Linked DNA regions of Homo sapiens: region 2 is linked to region 1. The links are chromatin loops, found by intact Hi-C in ENCODE. Cell type or tissue: ascending aorta. All regions are shown on one strand. Each heading gives the region's core, and the rest is flanking DNA. Links, peaks and the distances in the headings are about the cores only. Region 1 overlaps PLCE1 (phospholipase C epsilon 1). Region 2 overlaps PLCE1 (phospholipase C epsilon 1).

Region 1 (5,382 bases), core at 247-5,246:
AGGGGAAAAGTTCAAGGCCAGCATATCTGAAATTCTCCAGACAAGTCTGCCGCCACTGCCACCTCTTGGACTCCGTTCAGCCTGCTGAGAGCTGTGTCGTGGGAGGCCCTAGGCTGGACACCCTTGTTTTCATGGCCTGGACTCTTCTCCCTTTTGTTCCTTGGCTTTTGCCTAACTAGGACCCACTGCCCCCATCTTTTAGGCCATCTGAGGTTAGTGCTCTAGCAATTGCTGCTGCTCCCAGCTCTCCTCGTCCTCCTTATCCACCACTTCTTCACCCAGTAAGCCTGCCTATGAAGGCCTACAGAGGGAGGGCAGGTGGCAGTGTATCAGACTGTCTTCACAGAGATGACAAATGCAGCAAGTTATGACTGTAGGTGTCCTGAGGTGACATCTGGGCTCTAGCCTCAGCATTACCACTCACTAACTGGGTGACCTTTGCAAGTCACCTAACATCTCTGATTCTCTGTTTCTTCATCTATCAAATAAGAGAAATGGACTAAATAATGTCTAAAGTCTTTTCCAATTCAAACATTCTACAGTCCATTGATTTATTCGTTGTTACATTATGTAGTAGAACCGCATAGCTAAAAGTTGGTCTGCTTTCTGGATTATTCCTTCATGACAGCCTTGGCTATGAAATAACAGTTGGCCTTCATCTCCTCACTTTGGAGTCTAAAGAAAAATCTTCCTTCATGTCTTGGTTTTAGAGTTCCTCCAATGACATATTGATTCTGGATTTATGACACCAATTATAAAATCCTATGCTGCTGTTTCTGTTTCTACCTCCTATAACCCACCCACCCCAAGCGGTTTCTAGAGAAGGAGGGGTGTATTTTTGGTTTGGCCAGGTGCAGGTAGAGGACCTACTGAACTACTGGTGGAGACAAGCCCCTGCTATGTCCTCTTCAAGCTAAAAGAGCTCAGAGAGACCCCTGTCAATATTGCAGCATTATTCTAAATGTTAATTAATGTTCCTTTGAAAAAAAAATTACATGGTCAAAAGAACTTGAGAAATACTGAATATTAGCTGCTTCTTAAAGGTTTATCGTGCATATTAGCATATTAAAGCCTCCAAAAATCCTGCCCCTAAAAACCTTTTGTTTATTTATTTAGGAGACTGAGTCTCCCTCTGTCACCCAGGCTGGAGTGCAAGTGCAGTGGCGTGATCTCGGCTCACTGCAACCTCTGCCTCCCAGGTTCAAACGATTCTCCTGCCTCAGCCTCCCAAGTAGCTGGAATTACATGTGCATGCCACCACACCTGGCTAATTTTTGTGTTTTTCTTTTTTTGAGACAGAGTCTGGCTCTGTTGCCCAGGCCGGAGTGCAGTGGTGCCATCTCAGCTCACTGCAAGCTCCGCCTCCCGGGTTCACGCCATTCTCCTGCCTCAGCCTCCAGAGTAGCTGGGACTACAGGCATCCACCACTACGCCCAGCTGATTTTTTGTATTTTTAGTAGAGACAGGGTTTCACCGTGTTAGCCAGGATGGTCTTGATCTCCTGACCTTGTGATCCACCCTCCTTGGCCTCCCAAAGTGCTGGGATTACAGGCATGAGCCACCACGCCCAGCCAATTTTTGTATTTTTAATAGAGATGGGGTTTCACCCTGTTGGTCAGTCTGGTCTCAAACTCCTGAACTCAAGTGATCCACCCACCTCAGCCTCCCAAAATGCTTATCCTAGAATTTCCTGAAGTCATATGGCTCCAGACACTTTCTTCACAAAATATTTAATACTTAATATCTGGGTAGAACATGTGCCCTGAAACACAGTTTGGGAAACATTACCACAAAACATTGCTGATCTGTTTCTGTCTGGGGTCTTTGGAGCAGAAAGGGATAACAACACTTTCCAGAATATTTATTGAGCATCTACTTTGTGCAGAACATGTGGGAATAATTCAAAATTGGCAGATCAATCTGCTCATCAAGATTTCAAAATCAAATGCTGCAGAGGGTTGCCGCATATGAATAAGCAGGCCAGTCAACAAACAAGACAAATTAAGTACTAAGTGCAGCTTGGAAGTGCTGCAGCCAGGCTGCTGGGCCCTTGTTTGACTCCCCGAATTGAATTCCATACTCTCAGCTGTCAGTCTCAAGTTCCTTTGCTTTGCTCCACCAGTGCGGTTACCACTCCCCAGTTACAGGATCTCATTTCAGGACATTCACTGTTTATATCTTAGGTAGTTGGTGGGACACATCCAGCATTTTTATCCTGTGCTGAACACCCTAGAATTTTTGCCTTTCATGTACAGCTCTGTTAGTTTTTACTCAGAATTAGGATCTGTTCTTTGCCTGGAAAAGATGATGAACTTTTCAAAAAGCAAGAAAGATGATGAAACAGCCAATGTCATGTGATGTGGTTTAATCCCAGCCCATCAAATGTTGTAACCACAGTCCAGTGTACCTGATGTTTCCTGGACAAAGGCCCTGGGTTCTCAGGGTGGCTGCCCTTTTTGAACCTGTCTATGACTCACAGCTATTTTTCCAGGACTTCCCCACCTACCAAGCCATGTCCCTGTGTCCCTACCTCCTCAGAGAGCCCTGACCCAGACCTCTTCCTCTTCTGCTTCCCACCCTTCACTGCCAACTTTCCTTGGATGTTCCATTGATATGTTCTTTCTGAACATTTTTCTTGCCCCTTTTCCTCTGCCTCTCCTTTCTGGCTTCTTTGAAAGAAATGAAGGATCATTCTTTTGGAGAATCTAATCCTTGGAAAGTCCCTCTCTGCTAAACAGTGAAGGGAAGCTGGCCCTGTAATAAAAAGGCCAACATTGTTTCCACAAGTGCTACATCTTGAAGAAGGAGCTGCTTATTATTTTTTAATTATCAGTATTAGTTGACATTTATTGAGCACATACTACTCCTCTCCAAGCACCGGAGCCCTTCATATTTATCGTCCCTTTTATTAGTTTATGAATATAAAGAGACTTTATATTTATCATCGCTTTTATTAGTCACCACACTCCTTATGATACCGGGCATTTTATTATCCCCATCTTATGAGCGAGGAAATAAGAGTCTCAGGGTAGGTAGGAAACTTGCTCAAGGTCACAGAAATAGTGAAAGGCAGAGCCAAGAAATGAACCTACATTCCTTTGGCTCCACATCCTGTGTTTTTCTGTTTCCCAGCACAAGTGACATGAGTGAGAGGTGCTTGACAACATCTTGTTTTGAGTTATGCATAAAACATTGCAGCCAACTCCATGTTGGTGCTGCCCTTCCCAGAAGACTGTCCAAGTGCCTTACTTGCCCAGGGCATCTGGGGACTGCAGTACGGGCAGTAAGGCACGATCATTTACCCTAGAGCTCACAGCCCCAGAGCTGCCTACTTGATCTTCACCCTGAGGAGAGTGATTACATACACTCTCTTCCCCACTGGAACAGAGAAGCTGAGGAGATTAGAATTCCAGTTTTCATCAGATTTATTCCCTTACGAGTTTCATTCACAGATGCTCACCCAACATATATGTACTGGACAGACTGCTGATTTAATTATCTTCTTCTTAATGGTCTGTTCTATCTACCAGTGTCCAGTGGGGCCAGGATGAATTGATCTTGGTGGGATGCCAATATCCTTTGTTTGTTCACACAGATTTGTTTTCAGTGGAATGTACGCCAACACAGGCACACCATTTTATTCCCTTCCGCTCTGTCCTTCCTGCTCCATCATTATTGTTGGCTGGTTGTCGGTCTCCTTCTACTTGCTCACCATTCACATTCTAATTGGTGAAAATTTGCATTTCACCGCAAGTGAAAAAGTGACTTGCGGGCTTACTTTTGCTTACCAGTGACAGGTGCACACCTGCCCGAGGACCAAGAGTGAATCACAGCATGGTCTCCAAACATCGTGACCCTGCTCAGTGGCCCTGGATGACAACCTTCACCTGTCCCCTTTTCCTAAGTAGTGTGGCCTGTGGCCAGAGGCTTCCCCATCCAGGGTACTTGCGTAAGCTATGTTCTTGTCCTTCACTCAGAGAACCTCAGAATGGGTCCAGCCCATTCCAGTGCAGATGAGAAACCCACCACACTCTCACCCTCTGCTGCCCAATCATCTCAGGGAAAATGGAGTCTTCCAGTCATGGACCAAACTGCCCATAGGTCTTCTATGTCATGGCTCCCCTGGTTGCCTTCCCCAGCAACACTAGCCTTCTGAGCCTCTTGGGTGAAGATCAAGCAGGCAGCTCTGGGGCTGTGAGCTCTAGGGTAAATGATCCTGCCTTACTTCCTGTACTGGAGTCCCCAGATACCCTGGGCAAGTAAGGTGCTTGGACAGTCTTCTGGGAAGGGCAGCACCAACATGGAGTTGGCTGCAATGTATTATGCATAACTCAAAACAAGATGTTGTCAAACACCTCTCACTTATGTCACTTGTGCTGGGAAACAGATGAGTAAAACAATGCCTGCATCCAAGGAGCTCCATCTGCAGTGGCAAAGTCCAGGGGGATAGTGGTCACCGTGCAGTATAAAAAGTGCAGCAGGAAGGTTATATTAGCACAGAGGACCCATTAATTATCTGAGGGCTCAGGGACGGCCTCCTGGAGAACATGACATCTGGGCTACTTGGAAGCTAATTGGATGTGGGAATGGAAAGTGAAGGAGTTAAGGACTGGAAACAGGATGGGCTTTGGGTCCTCCAGGTAAGAATGTCCAGTTCATTCTTGGATATACAAGATAAGAGCTAGACATTTGGAGCCAGCAGCAGAGAGAGGATGGGTAAAGGAAAGTTAGTGAAGGAAAACATATATGGAGAGGATGTAGCATAAGAAGAGATTCGAGAAGGGCCGAGACAGAGCAAGGCATGGTAGCACACACCTGTAGTCCCAACTACTGGAGAGGCTGTTGTGAGAGAATCAGCTGAACCCAGGAGTTCAAGGCTTCAGTGAGCTATGATCATGCCACTGCACTCCAGCCTGGGTGACAATGAGACCCGAACTCAAATAAAATAAAATAAAATAGGCCAAGACAGAGCCACAAGAAACACAGCATTCAAAAACCAATACATGCCAGCAGAGTACATGGGCTCTGGGGCCGGCCTGCCTGGGTTGGAATCCCACCTTCACCACTTTAATTAGCTTTATGATCTTAGGCAAGTGATTGCTTCAATTTCATTTCTAAAATGCAAATGATAAGGACATATACCTCATAGGCTTGTTGTAGGATTAAATGAATTAATACCTGTTAAGTAGACTCTGTAAAAGCATTTGGTGTCACTGTTATTTCACTGATGTCGGAAAAGGGCAAACCCAGCCAATGATAGAGTCAGCACTGCCCAGTTGAGATCTCCTCGGTGAGGAGAGGTAAAGGAGCACTCCTTATAGGAAGCAGATCAGAGCTGAGGAGGGACACGTCAGGCTTGGGATGCCACCACCTCCTGGCAGG
Region 2 (5,382 bases), core at 326-5,325, 120 kb before region 1:
CTGTAACCTCCACCTCCCAGGTTCAAGCGATCCTCTCACCTCAGCCTCCTGAGTAGCAGGGACTACAGGCATGCACCACTGCACCTGGCTAATTTTTGTAATTTTTGTAGAAATGAGGTTTCATTATGTTTCCCAGGCTGGAAATTTCTTAATAACAATGATTGACATTCAGCACTTGCTGTGTGTCACCAGCCACAGGGCCGCATGGGAGAGGAGAGAGAGGCACTAAAAGGTAGGGGAAAAGAAAATTAAAGCCTAGCACCATACTAGCCACTTCAAGTAAGCTATTTCCCTTAATACTCCCAGAAAACCCTTAATGGGTGGTGTCTTCCTCACTTTACAGATGAGGACCAGGCCTGATTTTATACAGCTATTAAGGGGTACAGGTGGGATTTGAGCCCTTTGTCAGACCCTGAAGCCCATGTTCCTTCTACTTCTGTGTTTGGAGGAACTATCCAGGCCAGTGGGCCTTTTTGTGGCCCAGCTCCCAGGCCATTAGGACAATATCATCAGGGGTCTTCAGGCTACAAGGCAGATCTGGAGTTGAGGGAGGCTGTCATCTTCAGCTGTTATTGGGGGCTTCTTGTGATCTACATACATCCTTATTTGGGCCGTGACTTCATTGCCCATTCCCAGATTGCTGAGATGGCTTCAAAAGCAAGGACCCCAGTTCTCCTTACCCTCACAGCTGTCCCACTGCCTGTTCCTAGGGCAGTATGGAATGATGTTAAAGATTCCAGAACCAGGATTTAGAAAATATGGAGACTAGGTACCTCTACCTTCCACTTGCTAACACACTCAAGACGAAGCAACAAATAAATCTGTTGCTTATCTAACAGATTGTTTTGCAAAATGATAAACCAGCTGTATTAGTCCATTCTCACCCTGCTAATAAAGACATACTGAAGACTGGGTAATTTATAAAGGAAAGAGATTTAATTGACTCACGGTTCTGAAGGGCTGGGGAGGCCTCATGAAACTTAATCATAGCAGAAGAGGAAGCAAACATGTCCTTCACCTGGTCGCAGCAAGGAGAAGTACCAAGAAAAAGGGGGAAAAGCCCTTTATAAAACCATCAGATCTCGTGAGAAATCACTCACTATCATGAGAACAGCATGAAGGTGACTGCCCCCGTGATTCAATTACCTCCCACCAGGTCCCTCCCAAGACATGTGGGGATTATAGAAATTAAATCCCCAGATTTGAGTGGGGACACAACCAAACCATATCACCAACCATAAACCCTACCTGATTGTCTCAACTGATTGCCCTGGGCACGAAATCACATGATGGTTATGAAGACAGGCTGAAAAGATGCACAACTTACCATCGTAAAGAGATACTGTGTCAACAATAAAGGGGAAAAATTCCTTATTGAATTTGCTTATAGGAGAGACATGTTTGCTGAGCAGAGGGATGAAGGTGACTCCATAAGAAGGTGAGTTCTAGAGAGAAACATTCATATCAGCGAGTCTGACTTCCTCATGAGGCTAGCAATTGGAATTGTAATAAAGGGAAACTTTCTATACTTAGGTAATAATGACATTTTGGGCACAAGGTATTGTGGCTTCTATGAAAGAAAGTACCAAGAAGTTTATAACTGAAAGGATCACACTGATTACCCAACTACCCCTCTCCTTTAACTGATGATGAAACTGAGGACCAGAGACATGGATGGGTAGACCAAGTTCATGTGTAGTCAGAGCTAAAGCTAAGGCTACTTGACCTATAAATAGAGGTTTGTTTACACTGTGTGTATGGGAGAAGGGAAACCCTAGAATATCTTTTATTTAGATTTTACTTGAAAATTATCTTTGTAGGGAGATTATGTCTCCCTCCAGAGGCTCTTAAAGATTTGGTCATCATGCACTGGAGGTATGCTGTGTTGAAAAGATTAGGACCTGTGCTGAAGAAAGCACCACACAGGCACACATCAAGGGGGAAAAAATGATTTTTTTCACAGAATTTATTCATTAATAAATCTATTCCTTTATCCAACCAATATTTACTGTGCACCCACAACAGTGTGCCAAGCATGATGCTAAGTGCCAGGATGTAGAGTAGACAGACAAGCCTCCTTCCCTTTGAGCTTCCAGTCTAGCTGTGACCAGACTTATTCTGAAATGATTAAGGAAGGTATCCAGTGAGCTATGAAAGGTAGTAAGGCGGAGCTTAACCATGAGAACTCCTGAGAGGCCTATTTGAGACAGGGATGTAACAAATGGGTTTCAAAATGGGTGATTCCAAGTAAAAGCATTAAGCTTGGTGGTCTAGTATTTTGGAAAGTTCAGCTATTTGCACAGAAAGGAAAAATGTCAAAATAAGGGAACCCAGCAGGAGCCTGCTGCCATCGTCCAAGTATGTGGTGCTGAGCCTTTAGCCAGAGCTGGGGCAGTCAGAATGGAGAGGAAATGTGTCATCTGAGTCATGCTCCAAAGTAGCATTGGCTGCCTGGCCTAGGGGTTGAAGGAGAGGAAAGAGACAAAGGTGGTGCTGAGGTTTCTGACCTACAGCAGTGGACAGGCGACAGAGATGAGATTATGGAGACAGTGTGGATATTTGGGGAAAGTGACAAGGTCAGTCTGAAGTAGCCTGATTTGGAAGGGACTGGAGAATGGTCCAGGTGAGCTGTCCTCACAACAGCTGCTTAGCCCTCACTTGGATAAGTACATTTAGGACCCTTAGGAAGAGAATGACTTTTCATGTCGTCAAGGAGACTGAACTCTCGTGGAAGACAAGTAGTTGCAGAACAAAATGGAAGATTGCTGGGGATTCACCATTCCTTCCTTTTTTAACAAAAACTTACTGTGTAAAATTTTAAACAAACACAGAAATACAGAGAATAGTATAATGACCCCCTCTTTACCCATCACCTAGCTTCAACATTTATAAACATTGCCAATATTGTTTTATCAATCTCCCCTCAGGAGTATTTCCCCTCTACCTTGCTGGAGTATTTAAATCCTAGATTTTATATCACTTCATGCATAAATACTTCTTAGTATATTTTTAATAAATAGAGACTTCATAAAAAAGAGAACTGCAATATTATCATACCTAAATAAATATTTCCGAATTATGATTTAATGACAAGCCTATATTCAGACTTCCCTGATTGTCTTTAAAATGGCTTTTAATATTTGGTTTTTGGAACAGGAATCAGATGAGGTCCAAATATTACATTTGACTGATATGTCTTGTGAATCTTTTCATCTCTAATAGATTATCTCTTTTTATTCTCTCTTTATATACACTCTTTACTTACTGAAGAATCTGTGGCTATGGACCTGTACGACATTCAGCTTTCTTTGGAACACCTTGAGTTACTGTTTGAGGCTTACTTCTTACGAATACAACAGGCATAAAATTGTTAGGTAATTCTGCAATGACCTATCTTGTATTCCTTCTGTTTTAGGATTCTCAGTCCTCCATAGCTGATACTCCTCGTGGTTCTAGGGAGCTGAGTGCCAGGCTGTGCAAGGGCAGCAAGGATTTTCTTTACTAGAGGTATATTGAGAGCACAGCACGTGTGAGGCTGTGCCAGGCCATCTGGGAAATGCAGGCAAAGTGGAAGTGCCTTTGCTTGGCTCCAAGGAGCTTATCACGAATTTGGAAGAAAGAAGATTGCATGAAACTAACAGATTAACATAGGCAGCTCAGTGTTGGGAAGTCAAGTAAAGCTACACTTGGCTCAAACCCCAACCTTGACTCTTAACAGCTGGGTGTTGGTGAACAAGTCACTTTATATTTCTGAACCTAATTCCTCTTCTTTAAAATAGCGAGGAAAAACTCTGCCTACTTCAGGATTATATGAAAAGCAGGCATCATGGGCCCTGGAGTTAGACTTTAAACCCTGCTTCCTTCTGATATTAAGTGCCTGCAGTCAATGGGCACTTTACTCCATGCCAGTCCTGTGCTCAGTACTTCATACACATTACCTCATTTTAGGCCTCTCAGCAACCCTGTTTTACAGATCACAAAACTGAGGCTTAGAGAAGCAGTTTGCATACATTTACCTACTTAGTGAATTAGGATTTAAACCCAGACAAAGTCAAAGCTCAAACTTTAAACTGCCAAGATATATTATTTCTCTCGAACACATATGTCAAGGTTCAGTATTCTTGTTTATAAGGAGGGAGCTATCATATCAACTTTATGGAATTATCATGGAAATTAAGACAAAACCTACTCAACAGATAACAAATGCTCAAAAGTATTTGTTTTCATGGTTGTTATTATATCAATGGTTGAACAAGTCTGTAAAACATGAAATTGTACAGAACCATCTATAAACATAATAGGAATGTGGAAAATGGAGACATTAACTTGCATTGAGGCCCTTATGGTGAGAGAGGGGGCAGGGAGGATCCAGTGGGTCTTTGGTTATCACAGGAGATAAAAGCACATTCTAGGATGGGGGAGCAGCTCAGGCAGGGAGACTAGATGAATGGGGTGTTAAATACCCTCTTTAAACTTCCTATTTGTCCAGTTAATGCCAGTGAGGGTTTAATGGTCAGGGAGAACACACATGTGCACCCCTGATGCCATTAAGAAGACTGTGTGGGAAATTACAAAAAGAGGTTGTGATGAAGAGCCTGGTGCTCTGGGTGGGTCTCAGCACAACCTCTGTCTGGTTCTGTGGTCTCAGCAAGTTACTAAACTTCTTTGCATCTCACTTTCTTTCCAGGTAAAACAGAGATCATAAAGGACTTTATGATATAGGCTATCCAGGGATGTTTGAGGAATTAGATGAAATACTTTAGGGAAAGATAGTGCCAGAAAGACCCAGGGCAGAAACCAAGAGAAGCCAAGAACTGAAGTCCTTCCATTCTCACCTCTATGTCACCTTCCCTGCTTCTATTGGGGTTGCAGTCTTCACCACCCCCTCACCCTCCCTAAATCAGGGGTACCACAGAGTTAGGCTGCTAAAGTGACATAGTGAAAATGTTCTCAAGGGTTCCCTCCTTTCTGCAGAAACAGGACCCTGGGTAATACATGTGAGAATCAAGAGGAGAGAGGTTGGATGTGCTCATCTAGGCTGGTTACTTGCTTTTGCTCCCCAAATTTTCTTGCGTAAGAAGTTTATTCCCAATTTCTTGAAAAATTTAGAGGAGGGATATTTGGTGTAAAACAATGAAATCATTGGTCTTTGGGATGTTGACTGAGTCTCTTCTGGGGAAAGAGAAAGCAGGGAAGGTGATGCAGAGGTGGGAATGGAAGAACTTCAGTTCTTGTCTTCTCTTGGTTCTTCCCCGGGTCCTCCTGCAGATAAGAGAGATTTTCAAGTCACTAACACTTTGGTGTGAGTTAATTGTGTCTGCTCTTCCTCATACTGTATGCAGACCACTATGGAAGATGGATGCAACAGGAATGGCCTGTTGG

What was found. Peaks named below come from ENCODE experiments on the same cell type or tissue, not always from the same donor. Only the 100,000 strongest peaks of a DNase experiment are listed, where the experiment ranks them.
Region 2: a loop joins it to region 1, with 2.0 times the contacts of the local background. A loop is called at or near these places in 10 of 110 quality-filtered maps.

Annotation. Positions count from the first base shown.
Region 1 is chr10:94,210,983-94,216,364 of GRCh38, forward strand. The region is part of intron 4 of PLCE1 (phospholipase C epsilon 1); the gene reads left to right. Among named protein-coding and RNA genes, the nearest start is that of PLCE1-AS1, 73 kb to the right of the region's middle. In ascending aorta, for the core only: no CTCF peak of the experiment used is centred there; a DNase peak (open chromatin) is centred at 2,429; H3K27ac peaks cover 4,480 bases.
Region 2 is chr10:94,095,432-94,100,813 of GRCh38, forward strand. All of the region lies in intron 2 of PLCE1 (phospholipase C epsilon 1), which reads left to right. It overlaps PLCE1-AS2 (PLCE1 antisense RNA 2), which reads right to left. Exons shown (of 8, transcript NR_120616.1): 4 at 1,328-1,445; 5 at 949-1,018. Among named protein-coding and RNA genes, the nearest start is that of PLCE1-AS2, 11 kb to the right of the region's middle. In ascending aorta, for the core only: no CTCF peak of the experiment used is centred there; a DNase peak (open chromatin) is centred at 2,410; H3K27ac peaks cover 4,632 bases.